Regions from separate parts of the Homo sapiens genome. Here region 2 is linked to region 1. Evidence: chromatin loops called from intact Hi-C (ENCODE). Cell type or tissue: HCT116. All regions are shown on one strand. Each heading gives the region's core, and the rest is flanking DNA. Links, peaks and the distances in the headings are about the cores only.

Region 1 (5,758 bases), core at 1,664-4,163:
TGCTTGGGAAAGCAGCAGGAGTGACTGAAGCTGAAGAGGAGGGACTGGGGCGCCGTGCTATTAGATGATCAGTAAATCTATTAGTACAAGTCAATGAGCCAGCCTGGGCAACATGGTGAAACCCTGTCTCTAACAAAAAGACAAAAAATTAGCCAGGTGTGGTTGCATGCACCTGTGCTCCCAGCTACTCAGGAGGCTGAGGGGGGAGGATCGCTTGAGGTGGAGATTGTAGTGAACTGAGATCATGCCACTGCACTCCAGCCTGGGTGACAGAGTAAGAACACGTTTAAAAAAAAGAAAGAAAGAAAGAGTCAAGGAGAACCAAGCTGTCCTGGGGGATCATCCACCTTGTTCCCAAGCTGTAGGAGGCCTGGCTGCAAGGTGGTTTCTGCACACTTGTGAGTCCTACTTCCCTTGTCGGTGCCTGGGACTTGATGATAGACTCTCTTGTGGGCTGAACTGTGCCCCCCAGTAAGGATATGTTGAAGTCTTCACTCCCACTACTTCAGAATATGGCCTTATTTGCAAGTAGGGTTGTTGCAGGTATAATTAGTTAAAATGAGGTCATTCTGGAATAGGGGGAGCCCCTAATGTAATATGACTTGTATCCTTTTAAGAAAATGGCCATGTGCAGACACAGAGAAACAGAGAATGCCACATGAAGATGGAGGCAGAGATTAGAGTGATGTATCTGCAAGCCAACCGTTGCCAGCTGTCGCCAGAAGCCAGGAGAGAGGTGTGGAATAGATTCTCCCTCAGAGCCCTCAGAAAGAATGAATCCTGACAACACCTTAATTTTGGACGTCTAGCCTCCAGAACTGTGAGAGAATAAGTATCTGTTGTTTGAAGCCACCCATTTGTGGTACTCTGTTACAGTAGGCCTAGCACACTAATGCAGACCCCATTACCCATAGTAACCCAAGTGCATCCCTGTTCCTGACAATATTTCAGCCCTTGCCCTCGAATTTATAAGGCTCTAGGACTCTGGCTCTCTTCTGACTATGCCCCTCCATAGGGGATGAGGAGTCTACCAGCCCAAGGGGATGTGCCCATCTAGAGTCCACACCTAGCTTCTAGAACACATTTGGGGTACCTAGACCCCAAAATTTCCTGCCAAAACAGCTCTGAGACTTGTTTAAGAGTCTGGTCAGGCCTGGTTCTTGTGTCTATCTTTCTGAGAGTGGGCCACGTAGCAGTGCACATACCCCCAGGTTCAACGATTGACCAAGGGCCAGCTATTTGCCAGCAACTAGGGAAGCTGTGGACAGAACTTGGATTTATGGCCTCGGGTGTCCACACACATGTGTACTTTATTCTATGGGACAGAGGTGAGGATATGAAGAGAAAGGGAGCAGGCTATGGGCTCTGGATCTCCATTTGAACTCTTGCCCCAGCTCCCAGGACAGTCAGGGGTGGACCTATCACTCTTACCCCCACAGGTCAGGATTAATGTCCAAGGAATAGGTCCTGGGCATCTTCATGCATCACTCTGTTCCTCCTGTAGGCCCCAGCCACAGGGACTACTGCCTGTTTCTCTTTTTGTGCTCTGACCCATCCCCCTCTGGGTGGCGCTCTACACAACCAACCTCAGCAGCTGGGTCAACTCCTGCTCCCCCTTCCTTCTTCCCCTTCATTATCACCTCCACAAAGGGGATCTGCACCAGATTTCTTAAGAATCCTGACTTATGGGGGGAGGGAGGAGGGAAAGCATTAGGAGATATACTTAATGTAAATGACAAGTTAATGGGTGCAGCACACCAACATGGCACTTGTATACATATGTAACAAACCTGCACATTGTGCACATGCACCCTACAACTTAAAGTATAATAAGAAAAAAAAAAGAATCCTGGCTTACTCCTGTAACTGGGGCCCCCAGATGTCTCAAAACAGAGGTCACATTCAGCTGTCTACAGAGGTCAGGCAAATATCACAACTAAATGTGTCTGGCCAGGTAGGTATAAGTGCCCGGGAGAGGTAAGGTCTACAGCAAACTGGGACAGCCAGACTCCTTCTAAAGTGGCTCCAGCTAATTGTTGCCATGGAGATGGTGGGCTTGATGTCAAAAAACTTTTGATTTTCTGATAGAAACTGGAAAACTTGATTTAATTATGTGAAAGTTCCTGTTCAACTAATTCAAAATTTCGACACAGTGTCTACCAAATAAAACTCAGCCACAGACAAGCCAGAGAGTTTGGCAAGTTTATTACCACAAATAAAACCAACTACCTCTATCAGATCTAGTTGGCAAGCTGAGGAAGCCTGAAGCTATCCTACACCTGGTTTGCCCTGAACTTACTGAACTCCAGTTTGAAGAACTAGTGGTATTTTCATGAATTGTTATTTTTGTGGCCTGATATGACATTCCCACCTCCTTCTATCTGGCAAACTCCAAAACTTGTGATGAGACCTTCATGACTCATCTTTATCATCACCTCCCATGTGTAAACCTGGACTTTCCCAGATAGACAGCCCAGCCTCCCCATTTTCACCACTCCCTGCTCAATACTCCTTATTCATGCCTCTATTACAGCCCTTATCACATCATTTTATAACTGTCTGTCATCTGTCACTAGAGGGTGAGCACCTCAAAGTCTAGGATTTTATCTTGTTCATTCTGTGTTCCCAGCTCCCTGGCACTTTACTGACACAATGCTTGTGGAATGAATGAATAAACAGCACAGATCAGTAATTAAACCAATGTCAGGAAGCTACTAGATATAATTACAAATTAGTATTCATGACAATAAGTTTATCATCATAAGAGCTTAGGAGTGGAGGAAAACAATTTTCAGCAGGATGGCTAAGGAATTTGCATTTGAACTGGGAAACTAATTCTCATAGGTAAGGGGAGGAAAAAGGAAGAACAGTCTGGAAATGAAACTAAAGTCCCAAAGGTCAGAAAGCCTGCGGTGGTCTCTGACAGCGAGAACGGTAGGGGTGGCAAGTAAGACAACAAATGAAATAAAATAATTATAATAAAGTATTCTTAAAGGGGAACTGTGAGGAGACAGTTGTGTAGGGACAACTGAGGTGGTGGGATAAGAATAAGAAAGTGCTTCGAGGACTCTGCTGACAGCCATCTTGAACCACTGCCACACTTGTAAAGGTGTTTGTTTCCTATGGTGATATCACTGTTGCTTCTTTTCCCTAGCTTCAGTCCTGCAGAGACTTTACACTAGGAGCTGCTCCTTCCATTTAGGTATGCCGCCACCGTGCGGTGGGAGTGTGCAGCTACATGACTTACTGGCAGGCTCACATTTTACCTTAACATAAGTGGATGGAAATTGTTCTCAAGCTCAGCACGTTTACAGATCCAACTTTAATGACATCTAAATATCATACAGAGATTTATCTTTACATTAGCTGGGGTCAAGCAAAGAAGACCATACGCAACTCAGTTCACAATCAACCAGGCCCTCCCTCCTTCATGTGTATTCCTTCTGTGTTTTCCTCCTCTTTAGGAACAGAGGTTTATTCAACTTTGCTTCCTCCATAGGGCCTTACATACTGCAGGTGCTTTAAAAAAATCTCTGCTTAGTGGACTTATATAAAGATGATATAGCACGTTTGTTTTTTAAAGTTCCAAAAACATTTTATCACTTTTTCAGAAAAGTGAGAGTAGAAATTTTTCACCCATAATTCCACCGCCCTAAAACAGTGACTATTAATGATTAGCAAACAATTCAAAATAACTATCCTGGCCAGGTGCGATGGCTCACGCCTGTAATCCCAACACTTTGGGAGACCAAGGCGGGCGGATCACTTGAGGTCAGGAGTTCGAGACCAGCCTGGCCAACATGGCCAAACCTCGTCTCTACTAAAAATATAAAAATAGCCAGCAGTGGTGGTGCATGCCTATAATCCCAGCTACTCAGAAGGCAGAAGAATCACTTGAACCCAGGCAGCGGAGGTTGCAGTGAGCCAAGATTGCACTACTGCACTCCAGCCTGGGCGACAGAGCAAAACTCTGTTTTTTTGTTTTTTTGTTTTTTTTTTTTGAAAAAACAAAACAAAAGATCTGGCTTTGTTTTTACTCTCCATGGACCATTAGCCATAAGGAATTGTTGGACACTATCTGATATGGAAAGAGATGTATTTCAGGTTAAGTGAAGGAAATTTAAAGCAGGTTAAAATGCTTTTGGTTTTAAGTAAAAGAGAACTTGACTCAAATTAGCTTAAATGGAGATGTACTGGCTCATGTAATGAAAAGTGTGGGATTCAGACACAGTGTTTCCAGAGCTTCACTCAGGAAGATTCGGCCTTCATGGTGGCAATATGCCAGCTAGAAAAGAGGTATGTGCCGAGTAAAGCCCTTCTCTTTATGGCATTTGGCTCCCTCCCCATCTCCTTGCCAATTAAACCCATTCAACTAGCTTAATGTGTGCAGAGCCAGCTCATTCAGCCTCCCTGTCTCTTCATTGTTAGATATGATTAGTCAACCAAGGGACTCCACATATTTGAGGAAAAACTATTCATGAAAGACAAAGATAAATAAACATAAAAAATATGTCCCCAGAAGTAATAGAGATGGTCTTGGAAACAGAAAAAAATTACAAAAATTAGCCAGGCTTGGTGGCGGGCACCTGCAATCCCAGCTACTCTGGAGGCTGAGGCAGGAGAATCGCTTGAAACCGGAAGGAGGAGGTTGCACTAGTCGAGCTCATGCCACTGCACTCCAGCCTGGGCGAAAGAGTGAAACTCCGTCTCAAAAAAAAAAAAAAAAAGAAAAAAAAAACCCATACTTTCAAACACAGAACCACTGGTCCACAGAACCACTGGTCACGGTGGCTTACATCTATAATCCAAGCACTTTGGGAGGCCTAAGCAGGTGAAACACTTGAGGTCAGGAGTTCAACACTAGCCTGGGCAACATGACGAAACCCTGTCTCTACAAAAAATACAAAAATTCACTGGCATGGTGGCGTGTGCCTGTAGTTCCAGCTACTCAGAAGCCTGAGGTGAGAGGAGAGCTTGAGCCCAGGAAGTCGAGGCTGCAGTGGGCTAAGATTGTGCCACTGCACTCCAGCCTGGGCAACAGAGCAAGACCCTGTCTCAAAACAAAAACGAACAAACAAAAACAACAACAACAAAATGCAGTACCATTTACAACCACTCCAAGGAAAATAAGGTACTTGGATATTCATTTGATATGGTTTGAATGTTTGTGTCCCTCCAAAATTCATATTGAAAATCTCCAATGCAATAGTAGTAAGAGGCAGGGCCTTTACGAGGTGATTGGGTCATGACTAATCCCATCCATGAGGGATTAGCCTTATAGAAGGGTTTGAGGGAGTCTGTTAGTCCTCTTTGCCCTTCTACATTTCCACCATGTGAGGATGTAGCAAAGAGGTGCCATTGATGAAGCAGAGAGCAAGCCATCACCAGACACCAAACCTGCTGGTGCCTTGATCTTGGACTTCCCAACCTCCAGAACTGTGAGAAATCAATTTCTATTTATTTTTATGTATGTATGTATTGAGACGTAGTCTTGCTCTGTCATCCAGGCTGGAGTTCAGCGGTACAATCTCGGCTGACAGCAACCTCTGCCTCCCAGGCTTAGGTGATTCTCCTGCCTCAGCCTCCCGAGTAGCTGGAATTACAGGCATGCACCACCATACCCAGCTAATTTTGTATTTTTAGTAGGGACAGGGTTTTGTCATGTTGGCCAGGCTGGTCTCAAACTCCTGACCTCAGGTGATCCACCCGCCTCAGCCTCCCAAAGTGTTGGGATTACAGGCATGAGCCACCGTGCCCA
Region 2 (5,758 bases), core at 1,463-3,962, 220 kb before region 1:
CCACCCAGCTTCACTACGGTCACGACCCTGGGCTTCAGAGGGCTGTTCTCAGGATGTGCTGAGTGAAGGCCATTCCGAGGGCAGAACAAGGGCACGACGGGGCCACGCGGCCCCAGGAATGGTTTCTCCAGATTCCCTCGGCTGGCAGGCAGCCAGGAGCCTTGCAGCTTCCGCTCTGTGATTCTCGAGCTTAAATATTTTAGAGAATGGTCACATAGGCCTTGCTGTCCTGCAACAAGAAAAGGACAACAGAGTATTAGTTAAGATGGGTTCAGAGAGCCCTCAGCCTTCACCAAAACTTTACTAAAGATGACTGACTCTAGCATTACAGTTTATAAGTGTGGTTCCTGAGAGTCTGTTAGAAATGACAGAGCCTTTATACTTAGGTCTAATTCCCAGTCTCCTCTACACCAGGAGTGCAGAACAGAGTAAGCATTGGGCTTGCAGTGATTCCTGTAGGCCTCACAGGGGCCCCCAGGATGGGCCACACCTCAGGAGCTGATACAGTTTGGCTCTGTGTCCCCACCCAAATCTCATCTTGAATTGTACTCCCATAATTCCCATGTATTGTGGGAGAAACCTAGTGGGAGATAATTGAATCATGGGGGCAGTTTCCCCCATACTGTTCCATGGTAGTGAATAAATCTCATAAGATCTGATGGTTACATCAGGGGTTTCCGCTTTTGCATCTTCCTCATTCTCTCTTTGCCTGCTGCCATCCATGTAAGATGGGACTTGCCCTTCCTTGCCTTCCGCCATGATTGTGAGGCTTCCCCAGCCACGTGGAACTAACTGTAAGTCCAAGAAAACCTTTCTCTGCAAATTGCCCAGTCTCAGGTATGTCTCTATAAGCAGCATGAAAAGGGACTAATACAGGAGCCCTCTCACGGTGAGGCCTGACTCTGTAAACACAACTCCAGCTACCCCAAAGTGAACTGACCTTCAAGGATCTACAGCTGAGATAAAAAGGGCCAGTTTTGCTGCCCATGAAACACCAACAAGAGTCAGGAACATTCTAGAACTTTGAAGGGCCAGGTTTGCTGCCCATGAAACACCAACAAGAGGCAGGAACATTCCAGAATTTTGAAAAACCCAATCTTACCCATCTCTTTGCCAAGAACATTTTTTTTCAGCTTGACTTTGAACTCACTCAAGGTGGAGCAGTATGCGAAGAGGTTATGGTCACAGGATTTGAGACAGATCTGGATTTAAATCCTGGCATGGCCATGGACTGCTTGTGTGAACCTGGACAAATTATTTGCATTTCTTTTTTTTTTTTTTTTTTTTTCATTTATAAAGTAAGAATGCTACACCTCCCTCCCAGGGTTTTTGTGAAGAATAAATGATCAAATTACAACTTACCTAAGAGAGTGCCTGACACATAGTAAGGACATAATAGTTGCTAGTTATTAACACTGTCCTTGTGATCTTAATATCTATTTTATATTATAATTTCACTGTATTAGTAGTATAATCTATCAATAAGGTAGAAGTCTACTGTGCACAGCTTCTTCTGGCATCACAAGAACTCATGGACCCACATGATGTGGTAGGTATTTCTTAAAGCTCTGACTGAGATTCACTTGCATTAGAGTTAGTATAGGAAAATTGAAGAAGGTTTCAATCTAGGTGTAAAAACTTCCTTGTCCAGATGGTTTTCCCTCTTCTTATTTAAAAAATGTAAAGAAACCAAGGTTCAGAGCTTAAATAATGAGAATGTACATGAATAAAACAAGACTTTTGTATTTCCTAATTGACTATACCCAGCCAGAGTAAAACAGGTGAGGCAGGAGTGGTTTAATTTCCTCAATTTCTATCCAGGTCAGGAAGAGAAATTGGAAAAGAACAGAAAGTATAACTCAGTTAAGCCACAATGGTAGGATGACAATTATTAAAGTTACCCTGCAGGACCCATATGTCATATCCTACATGGAAGAATCTGCTGTTTATGCTTCCTTTAAAAAGAAATTTAAAATAATCATTTATACGTGTATTTGAATCAACTGTAGCAGAAACTCCAGTTGTGCCAGGATGAGATTTTGGCCCAGCAAATCTACACAGAATGTTTTTTGTTTTTTAATTATAATGTACAATCTGTTCTGAGATGATTTCCATCTAGACGCAGGTGTCAGATGAGATGACAAGGTAGTGGCTGATACTGATCTTCCCACACACCACAAATTTATGAGCTTAACAATCACATTTACAGTTAAACTACATATGGACATCTGTTATCCCTTTCTTCTCACAGCCTCTTTAATTAATCTGCCTCCATTTTTGTCTGAGATAGCTGATGTTGAGAGAAAGAAAGAGAGCTACAGAAGGAATACTAGTTTGTATTTCCTGCATTGGGGAACTGAGGAAGGGTGTCAGGAAGGTGACTGTCAAACGCATGTGCACAAAAGGGCTGGTGTTCTTGTTGGTTTTTCTTATGTGCTTCACACACAGTAGGATCCTTGATACATACTGTCAGACTAAGTAAATGAAGTCCTGATTATTTTCTCAGAAGACCCTGTATAGGGACAGAGAAAGAGATTTTAGCCTATATCCTGGACTGAGGCTTTTCCAAGCAGATGTGGGAAAAGGATAGGCAGGCCCAAAGGATCAACTGCTGGCTGTGGTCACAAGAGGGCAGACCTACCAGGAAAACCTAGAGGCATAAAGAGGATGTAATGAAATCCAATGGAAGTACCAGGAGAATGAGCAACCAAGAGTGCTAGGAAGACAAGATTTGAGTTGGGTTTTCAACACCTAATGAGGTAGAGGCCACCCAGTACATAGCAAAGGAACCATGACATAGGGCTGGACCAGTTGTCCACACGGCCGCTGAGGTCAGCACAGATGAAGGTAAGACTCAATGTGGAGAGGAAGACACTGGTAACATGGAGAAATGAATGGTCAGCCACTATATGACAGTGGCAAAGCAAGGGTGTATATTGTATCATGGGATGATATAAGCCTCAGCTAAGGAAAGGTGTTATAGGAGGGAAGAAAAATAATAGCTCTGAAGCAGACCTGGGGAGCTAAATTCTGAGCTCTACCTTCAAAATCTATAGTCCCTGGAAAGGAAGAATTATCCATTACAGGGAAGAAATAGGAGAGGGATCCTCAGGGGAGAACCAATAGGACAAAGGAACATTCAGTGAATACCTTAAGGATGTTTGAACATTTAGCATAGAAGGAGGTTCAGGAAAGCCCCTGAACCCTCCTAAAAGGTCCAAGATGGGATGTCAGGGAGGCATAAAGCAGTGTTCATGAAACAGGACTGACAGTAATGGGCTTTATGTATTGAGTGTTGACATAGAGTGACAAAGAGGCCCAAATTACAATAGGACCAGTGGCCTCAAGTTCCCAAACATTGGAACTGTAGAATCTGAGTGTGGTAATGGATGACTTGGCACAATGGTACCCAGAGCTGGGTAGGGAGAAGAGGGGATGTGTTCTCTGGGATTTCTGTGCTCAGCCAATTTCAGCAGACCCTACCTCAAAACTTGCCCTGATCCCTAGTGGTTAGGAGAACAATCTGGGAACATCCCATCCCTGAACAAAGAATAAGCTCCATAAGAACAGCCTCCATCCCAGGGCATGGCGTAAAAGGATGTAAAGAGAGAACAGCTCAGCCTCCATCACACCAACATCAGACATGCTCATTCCACTGCCTGGGCATTCACAAGCTTATTCAAAAGCTCCTTGGTCTGCAGCAAAAGTGACAATTCAGTCTCCACCTCCTCAGCATAACTGGGTCCTACTGAAATTGCACTTCTTCTAGCTATGACTGCTTCAAGCTACTGGGAAGCACCAGGAAAATGCAACCTTCGGATGCACTGATTTTTATCTTCTCTTCCACAAGACCTCTTTCCTCTTTTAAAGTAGTCTAGAGCAAAATTTTCTTCTTTACAGGTAAGAGGAAAAAAATAAGAAGACTATGAATGCCTGGTCCATGGGCAGGGAGAGCAAACAGCAGAAAGAGCACAGCATATCCTTTAGGCCTGGGGCTCAGTCTCCGGGAACGTGCTCATGCCCCAGGACAACTGCACACAGAGTACTTTCAGTCTCCCACTAAGCACCACTGTCCAGAACCTAACCCAATCAACCTTACTAGAAAGCCACAGGCCTGCCCGAGTCCACTCAGCTCCAGCAACACCTTTACTTACAAAATCAGTAAAATGGAACCATATGAAATTGCTGGTAGTTCTACCAATTTTGAACCATAAAAAAACAAATTTCATGTGGCTCACCCTCATACCGGTTGAGTATCCCAAAACCAAAAATACAAAATCTAAAATGCTCCAAAGCCTGCAAACTTTTTGAGCACTGACATTCCTACCAAAGGAAATGATCATTGGAGCATTTCAGACTTCAGATTTTCAGAGCTGGGATGCTCAACTGGTAAGTATAATGCAAATATCCCAAAATCCAAAAAAAAAAAAAAAAACTCCTTGAAATAAAAAAATAAAACAAAATAAAATAAAATAAAATAATAAAAAACCACTTTTGGTCCCAAGCATTTTGGATAAGGGAGACTCACTCAACCTGTATAATCTAGGATAATAATCCATATTCTGTCCCTATATCAACAGTAAATTGTTTATGAAGCCATAGATAGTAAAAATTAAACATGCTAATTCTGTCTTCAGCCACCAAGGCAACCATGTCCCAGGAAGTAACACAGGGAAAATATGTTCTTATTAACATCTTATTTTTTTCTTATTAACACCTTATTTTTCTGTTAACTTGCTACAGCAAAATAAATTGACCTGGACTTGACAAAACTGCTGCTTCTACTTCATTACACCAAAATACAAATGTTTACAGGGTCTCTCCTCAATGCCAATCTAACCCCACATATACAGAAGAGCAAGCACTACTTTTGATAAGCCATCCATCTGCTCAATAACCTACAGTAGCTCCTTATTAGCCTCCTTGAGTTCCAAACCCAAATTCCTCTGCTTGACACATAAGGCCCTTCACAATTCCAACCCACTCCACCTCCACTCCCCCACCAATCCAAGCCTCACCATCTTGTAAAGCCTAAGACCCATCTCTACTCCCAAACCTTCTCTGTCCTCGTAAGTTCGCAGTGATAGCTCCCTCCCCTGAAGACCTGCTCATTCATTAAAGCAAAATTTAGCACAAATGCCTGAGACCAATACCTAGCACAGAATGTGGAACATATGGTTTTGCCTGCTGCACATCTCAGCTAATTGTTACTTCATCTTAGTAGGTGTAAACATTCTCCCTCTCAACTAAACTGTAAGCTCTCCAAAAGCAGAGACCAGGGTTTATGCAAACCCCCCAACTCTGCCCCAGTACAGAGAGCAAGCACACAAGATTTGGAGAACAAATTCCCAACCCTAACATCAAACACAAATATCTAGCTTCAGTCTTCCAGCTCTCACTGTAAATAACTGAGCATTGCTAATTGCAGCTCCAGCAAACATCACACAAAAGACCTCCTGAATACATTAGATAAGTGAGGTGAAAAGAAAATATAATCACAAACATCCATCTGCGACAGGAAATTTGACAAAGTAGCATTTCTGAAGAACAACTCATAGAGGTAGGGGACAGCAGTACGTTGCTTCAGGTTGAGAAAGCTTTGTTTTAGCGCAAAGAACACTGACCATGGGTCAGAGGACTTCTGCCAAGCTGTTATTAGCTGTGTGACCATGGGAACATTAATTAATCCCTATGAACCTCAGTTTCACCACCTGCCAAATGGCATTAATGTCTTACTTATTGCTGAGGATGTCCAGTG

The links. Hi-C counts contacts between places; a loop is a spot of excess contacts. Peaks named below come from ENCODE experiments on the same cell type or tissue, not always from the same donor. Only the 100,000 strongest peaks of a DNase experiment are listed, where the experiment ranks them.
Region 2: a loop joins it to region 1, with 4 times the contacts of the local background. A loop is called at or near these places in 43 of 110 quality-filtered maps.

Annotation. Positions count from the first base shown.
Region 1 is chr3:36,955,683-36,961,440 of GRCh38, forward strand. No RefSeq gene overlaps it. Among named protein-coding and RNA genes, the nearest start is that of TRANK1, 14 kb to the left of the region's middle. In HCT116, for the core only: a CTCF peak has its summit at 3,223; a DNase peak (open chromatin) is centred at 3,199.
Region 2 is chr3:36,738,856-36,744,613 of GRCh38, forward strand. It overlaps DCLK3 (doublecortin like kinase 3), which reads right to left. Exons shown (of 5, transcript NM_001394672.2): 2 at 1-229. Among named protein-coding and RNA genes, the nearest start is that of DCLK3, 23 kb to the right of the region's middle. In HCT116, for the core only: a CTCF peak has its summit at 2,622 (motif pointing right); a DNase peak (open chromatin) is centred at 2,616.